Regions from separate parts of the Mus musculus genome. Here region 2 is linked to region 1. The links are chromatin loops, found by intact Hi-C in ENCODE. Cell type or tissue: heart. All regions are shown on one strand. Each heading gives the region's core, and the rest is flanking DNA. Links, peaks and the distances in the headings are about the cores only. Region 1 overlaps Gsap (gamma-secretase activating protein). Region 2 holds the start of Fgl2 (fibrinogen-like protein 2).

The links. Hi-C counts contacts between places; a loop is a spot of excess contacts. Peaks named below come from ENCODE experiments on the same cell type or tissue, not always from the same donor. Only the 100,000 strongest peaks of a DNase experiment are listed, where the experiment ranks them.
Region 2: a loop joins it to region 1, with 4 times the contacts of the local background. A loop is called at or near these places in 2 of 42 quality-filtered maps.

The regions. Positions count from the first base shown.
Region 1 is chr5:21,276,749-21,279,566 of GRCm38, reverse strand. Gsap (gamma-secretase activating protein) reads right to left here. Exons shown (of 31, transcript NM_175437.3): 24 at 1,427-1,522. Among named protein-coding and RNA genes, the nearest start is that of Gsap, 92 kb to the right of the region's middle. In heart, for the core only: a CTCF peak has its summit at 1,688 (motif pointing left); no DNase peak of the experiment used is centred there.
Region 2 is chr5:21,371,684-21,374,501 of GRCm38, reverse strand. The region is part of intron 2 of Ccdc146 (coiled-coil domain containing 146); the gene reads left to right. It overlaps Fgl2 (fibrinogen-like protein 2), which reads right to left and starts at 1,829. Exons shown (of 2, transcript NM_008013.4): 1 at 1,194-1,829. The coding sequence starts at 1,785. In heart, for the core only: no CTCF peak of the experiment used is centred there; a DNase peak (open chromatin) is centred at 1,831; H3K4me3 peaks cover 2,193 bases; H3K27ac peaks cover 1,980 bases.

The DNA.
Region 1 (2,818 bases), core at 316-2,815:
CTTCCAAAGGAAGCCGCCTCAGTTTGACAGGTTCTTTAAGCCAATGGACTTTGGTTTCAAGGCCTTCGTGTCATATCCTGAGCTGAAGCCACCTGCTGCCTGCCAACACCTGGTGTGAAAAAAATCCCCCATTCCCACTATACCCAGACTGAATATAATCACCAAAGACACAGCTATTGAGGTAAGCATGAGCAAGCCAGGCCTTGTGACCTAAGGAAGCAAGGGTATGTGGAGAAGGAGGTATGTCCTGGTCACCAGCAATTCTAAAAATGATAGGTGCGTGAATAAGGTCTTGCTGGCTAGAGATGATTTCATGCAAGTAACTCCTGATCATTACTGAAGACTATAGACCTCAGGAATCCCGCCATTGCTGTGAAATTTCAGAATACTGCCAAGCAGCCTTGCGTGTCTGCACTCATACAGACCCGCTTACCAGATTGCTTTTAAAAATGGCCTTGTTTAAAAAAAAAAATAAGGTTGACCAAAATAAGATAGAAAAAAGACATATTTTTGAAGAAAGAGACAAGTGACTGAGAACATTTCTCTCGATATGCAATGGTCAGTACCATGTTCTGAGAGCATAGCTCACCTCACTACAGCTCTATTGGAAGGAGAGAGAGGAGCTCTGATGCCCTTATCATGGGTATCATTCTATGACAATGCCCGATCTTTCCTAGTACACTAAAATTATAAAAGGCACTGTGGCTGGAGAGATGGCGCAGCCATTAAGAGCACTGACTGCTCTTCCAGAGGACCCTGGTTCAGTGTCTGCCACCCTCTTCTGGACTCTGTGGGCACCAGGCACACATGCATACAAAATACCTGCATGCAAAATTAATTAATCAATTACAAAATTCAAGCCTTTCGATAGATTTTCAAATATGAAAGCAGTCACTAATGACTAGAGTAAAAGTAGAACTTTAAAATTAATTGAAGAGATCCACTTGCTCTTAGCTAAGAAATGTAATCTTCCAAAGGCCATTGCAAACCACACACACACCATGCAAAGGTACACACACAAACACACATACATAGTACACACATATAGTCACATACTGATTCATTTGCATACCAATCTTACTTAAACTTAGAGAAATGATGGAGCATTCTATCTCTTTGCCCTTTGTAGCTGAATCTTTTGATTTATTAGCTGCATTAATGAGATCTATGTCCAGTGAGCAATCCTGTCTCAAAAAAAAAAAAAAAAAAAAAAAAGCTAACATAGAAAGTGAGCAAGGAAGACATTACAGTCAACCTCCCGCCTACACACGTCCATGGGCACTTCACCTGGACATGCACACATGCACGTACATACACCACACATACATATTACACAACCTCCACCAATGGGCTCACTGACTACACCTTGAGAATTATACATGGAGCTAAGGGTGCGGTTGAAATTAGAAGAACAACTAAAACCAACCAGTTTTGAAATGTAGTCCAGAACCATCTGTTCAATTTTCTTCTTTTCTACACCCTGCAGGTGTCTCAGTAGGTGGTCTCTTAGCTCAGACACCATCTGAAAACAGGACAGGCACGAGGTAAGTCACAACAGGCCTCTTCACACCTGTAACTGACTTAAATCAGGGCTATTCCTCATATTAATACCAACATGAAAAACCCACAAGCTTAGAAAAGAAACCATGCCTGCTCTCCCAAAGGCACACGGCTCTCAATTGCCCTCTGCTGGCATAAATCAATGGCTTCAACATTTCTCTCTGGAGGAACTTCTTTTTTTTTTATTTTAATTTTTTATTAGATATTTTCTTCATTTACATTTCAAATGCTATCCTGAAAGTCCCCTTATACCCTCCCCCTGCCCTGCTCCCCTACCCACCCACTCTCACTTCTTGGCCCTGGCATTCCCCTTTACTGGGGCATATAATCTTTGCAAGACCTAGGGGCCTCTCTTCCCAAAGAGGGCCGACTATGCCATCTTCTGATACATATGCAGCTAGAGACACAAGCTCTGGGGGTACAGGTTAGTTCATATTGTTGTTCCACCTATAGGGTTGCAGACCCCTTCAGCTCCTTGGGTACTTTCTCTAGCTCCTCCATTGGGGGGTGGGGGTTTGCTGTGTTCCATCCAATAGCTGACTGTGAGCATCCACTTCTGTATTTGACAGGCACTGGCATAGCCTCACAAGAGACAGCTATATCAGGGTCGTGTCAGCAAAATCTTGCTGACATATGCAATAGTGTCTGTGTTTGGTGGCTGATTATGGGATGGATCGCCGGGTGGGGTAGTCTTTGGATGGTCCATTCTTTCGTCTTAGCTCCAAACTTTGTCTCCGTAACTCCTTCCATTGGTATTTTGTTCCCTATTCTAAGGAGGAATGAAGTATCCACACATTGGTCTTCCTTCTTCTTGATTTTCTTGTGTTTTGCAAGTTGTATCTTGGATATTCTAAGTTTCTGGGCTAATATCCACTTATCAGTGAGTGCATATCAAGTGACTTCTTTTGTGATTGGGTTACCCACTAGTCTCTGAAGAAAGAAATTGAAGAAGATGGAAAGATCTCCCATGCTCATGTATTGGCAGGATTAATATAGTCAAAATGTCTATCCTGCCGAAAGCAATCTACAGATTCAATGCAATCCCCATCAAAATTCCAACTCAATTCTTCACTGAGTTAGAAAGGGCAATTTGCAAATTTATCTGGAATAACAAAAACCTAGGATAGTGTCTTAGTCAGGGTTTCTATTCCTGCACAAACATCATGACCAAGAAGCAAGTTGGGGAGGAAAGGGTTTATTCGGCTTACACTTCTATACTGCTGTTCATCACCAGAGGAAGTCAGGACTGGAACTCAAG
Region 2 (2,818 bases), core at 284-2,783, 95 kb before region 1:
ATACAGTCAGCCAATATTTCACAGTTTGGTTTCTAGACGTAGCAGCAGGGTGATTATAATTATGCTCAGTGTAATCATTTGGTGGTTTTTGTAGAGATTAGAGACCAACTATTTGTTCCCAGTTAATTTTAATAAAATTTGAGTCAGGTAAAGAAAGTTCAATATAAGATTCCTGTAAAACACAATAATCTGTTTGCATGTATTTAGAACTCTGGAGAGTCCCAAGCTTTTAGGAGAAAAGTAGGTAACAGAATATTTTTGTGTCATTACAAGTTATATGCCATGTCATATTTAATATACACCTTGTGATGTCTCTTAAACATGAGTGTCTATCTTGGTCATTAGTGATAACATTCTATGACATGATGACCTACCATCTCTAGAGATTCCAAATGAAAGTTATCCCTACTATGTCCCATCGACCTCACAGTCAGGATGAACACAGAGGGTGTGGCAACCCATCCACAAAGGTCCTAGGAATCCAGGAATCCGGACACAGAAGGCTGTTAGGTCTGTGACCTTAAATAGTGTTAACATTCACTAACTGGAATGGTGAGGATGCATATGCACTAAGTCTCAACCCCCGAAGTTCTACACGTGTCCTCATCCCCACCACACACACACACAAAGAGAGAGAGAGGGAGGGAGGGAGGAGAGAGAGAGAGAGAGAGAGAGAGAGAGAGAGAGAGAGAGAGAGAGAGAGAGAAGAGAGAGGAGAGAGGAGAGAGAGAGGAGAGATGCTTCCATGTATAAAAATCTCCCATTCTCACTAGATATTTGAGAACCTAGCACAGCAGATTGTTTGTGAAAGCCTTATAAAGCCCATCAGCCACCCAAGATCTGATTCCCAGGGACCTAAGCAAGCAGAGCCAGGAACCTTGCCATACCTGTCCTGTGTTCAAATATGTGTTCAGATTCCGGGAGGAATCTGTTTCTGCTCGTCTGTTGGTCGACCTAGCAGGGAAGGTCTAGAGACTTGCAAGTGACGGTCTCTAACGAGTACAACTAATAGGATTTTTGTACGTGGATCATTTACCATTTCTGTTGTCTCATTTGAGAAAACACTTGTTTCTCCTGCCATAACTTAACAGGTGAAAGTCTGACTAACTTATGCTCCCTCGGGTTAATGTTTATGGCCACTATCTGGCTATACAGCTTTCATGAACAAACTGTATGACCCTCATTACACCTACCCGGCTGTGACTGCATGTGTTCTTGGCTGGGACACTTGGAACACTTGCCATCCAAACTGTTGACCACAACGGTTAGATTTGCCACTTTGTTGTCCACGTAGTTCTCAATGTTGTTCATATTTACCAGATGGAGCGTCTCCAGGCGCCCCTGCAGCCCCTGGATCTGGTCCTTTGCATTCTTCAGCTCTGAGGACAGCTTGTTCACCTGACTCTCCAGTTCCTGGACTCTACTGTCCTCGGCTGTCTCTGCTCCATTCCCTCCATTCCCGCCGGGATCTCGATGGTCGTCAGCCTGCAACTTACAGTCCTGGCAGGATTTCTTCAGACTGTCCACTGCTTCCTTGAGGGTCCGCACTTCTTTGAGCACCTCCTCCATGCTGCCAAGCTGCCGCGGGAGCTGGATGGTCAGCGTGGGCAGGGTGAGCTGGAAGGGGCACTGGCTCCCCTCGCACCTCCCGCTGCCCTCCAGCCTCGCGGGGCAGGCAGCCTGGGCGCTGGCATCCTCCAGCCCCTCAGTCAGGTTGTGCTCCTCCACCGCTCGGCAGGCAGCGAGGACGGCAGAACTCAGCCACAACCAACCAGGAAGCCTCATCCTTGCAGTGCGGCAGCCCAGCCTGACCAGGCGCTTTAATAGCCACCGCCGCCTGACTCAGGCGTTCTGAGTTCCCAGAAAAGGGCGGGCGCATTTGCATCACAGTCTCAGACGCCACACAGGAGGAGAGGGTCCTCAGCAAGCGCAGCCAGCCAAATGCTGTCATCTCCTGTCAGTCAAAACTATGCACAATAGAATGCCTGCCGTGGGTGCCACGCATTGTATTCAAGATTCACCGTCTGGGTTTTTAGTAAAGCACAAGGAAAGTCTTTTGTTTAAAAAACAGTTGTAATACCAGTGCCCAAAAGATACCATATTATATACTTGGTCCACTAGTGGGGAAAGAGTTGGAACGTCTAAATGTCTGTGAGCTTCTTCCCACTAAATGTCACCAAAATGGAAATGATTCTGTTTCCTCCCTAGTTTGGGAACCTGTTTTCTTTTTGAAGGCTAGACTTTGTGTGAACTCTTAAGTACTTAAAATTGCCCCTAATCAGAACAAAGGTCCGCTCTTTAAATGGATTCTCTGTGTGTGTCTCTCATCTGTTTGTAAAAGGGAAGAGAACTGGCAGAGAATACGGCTGTTTTCTCCTGACTGTGCAGGCTATGTAATCGTCAGTGGTTAAAACACTTGGAAGCACGTCACTCACACATCACAGGCAGTGGCTGTCCTTCCCCATCACTCAGCTCAGGAGCTGGGGGTCTCTCTTAAGTTCATTGTGCATACTGACCTCATAAGGTTTCTTATTAAAAGGGATTTTATTACTTAAAAATTATTTCAGCGTAACTGACACAGATAAACCCAAATTCTTTCTCTGTACTAGTTAAAGGCACTCTGTAATCTATCTCTTATTTATTTAGACTGGGTCTCAAGTAGCTCAGGCTGGCCTTGAACTCCTGATCTCTCTGCCTCTCCCTCCTAAACACAGAGATCACAGGTGTGTACCACCATGTCCAGTTCTCATATTTATATCTCTAACCAGATTTCCCAAGACTTTTCTCTACTGCCTCTTAATTCTAACTGAACTACTCT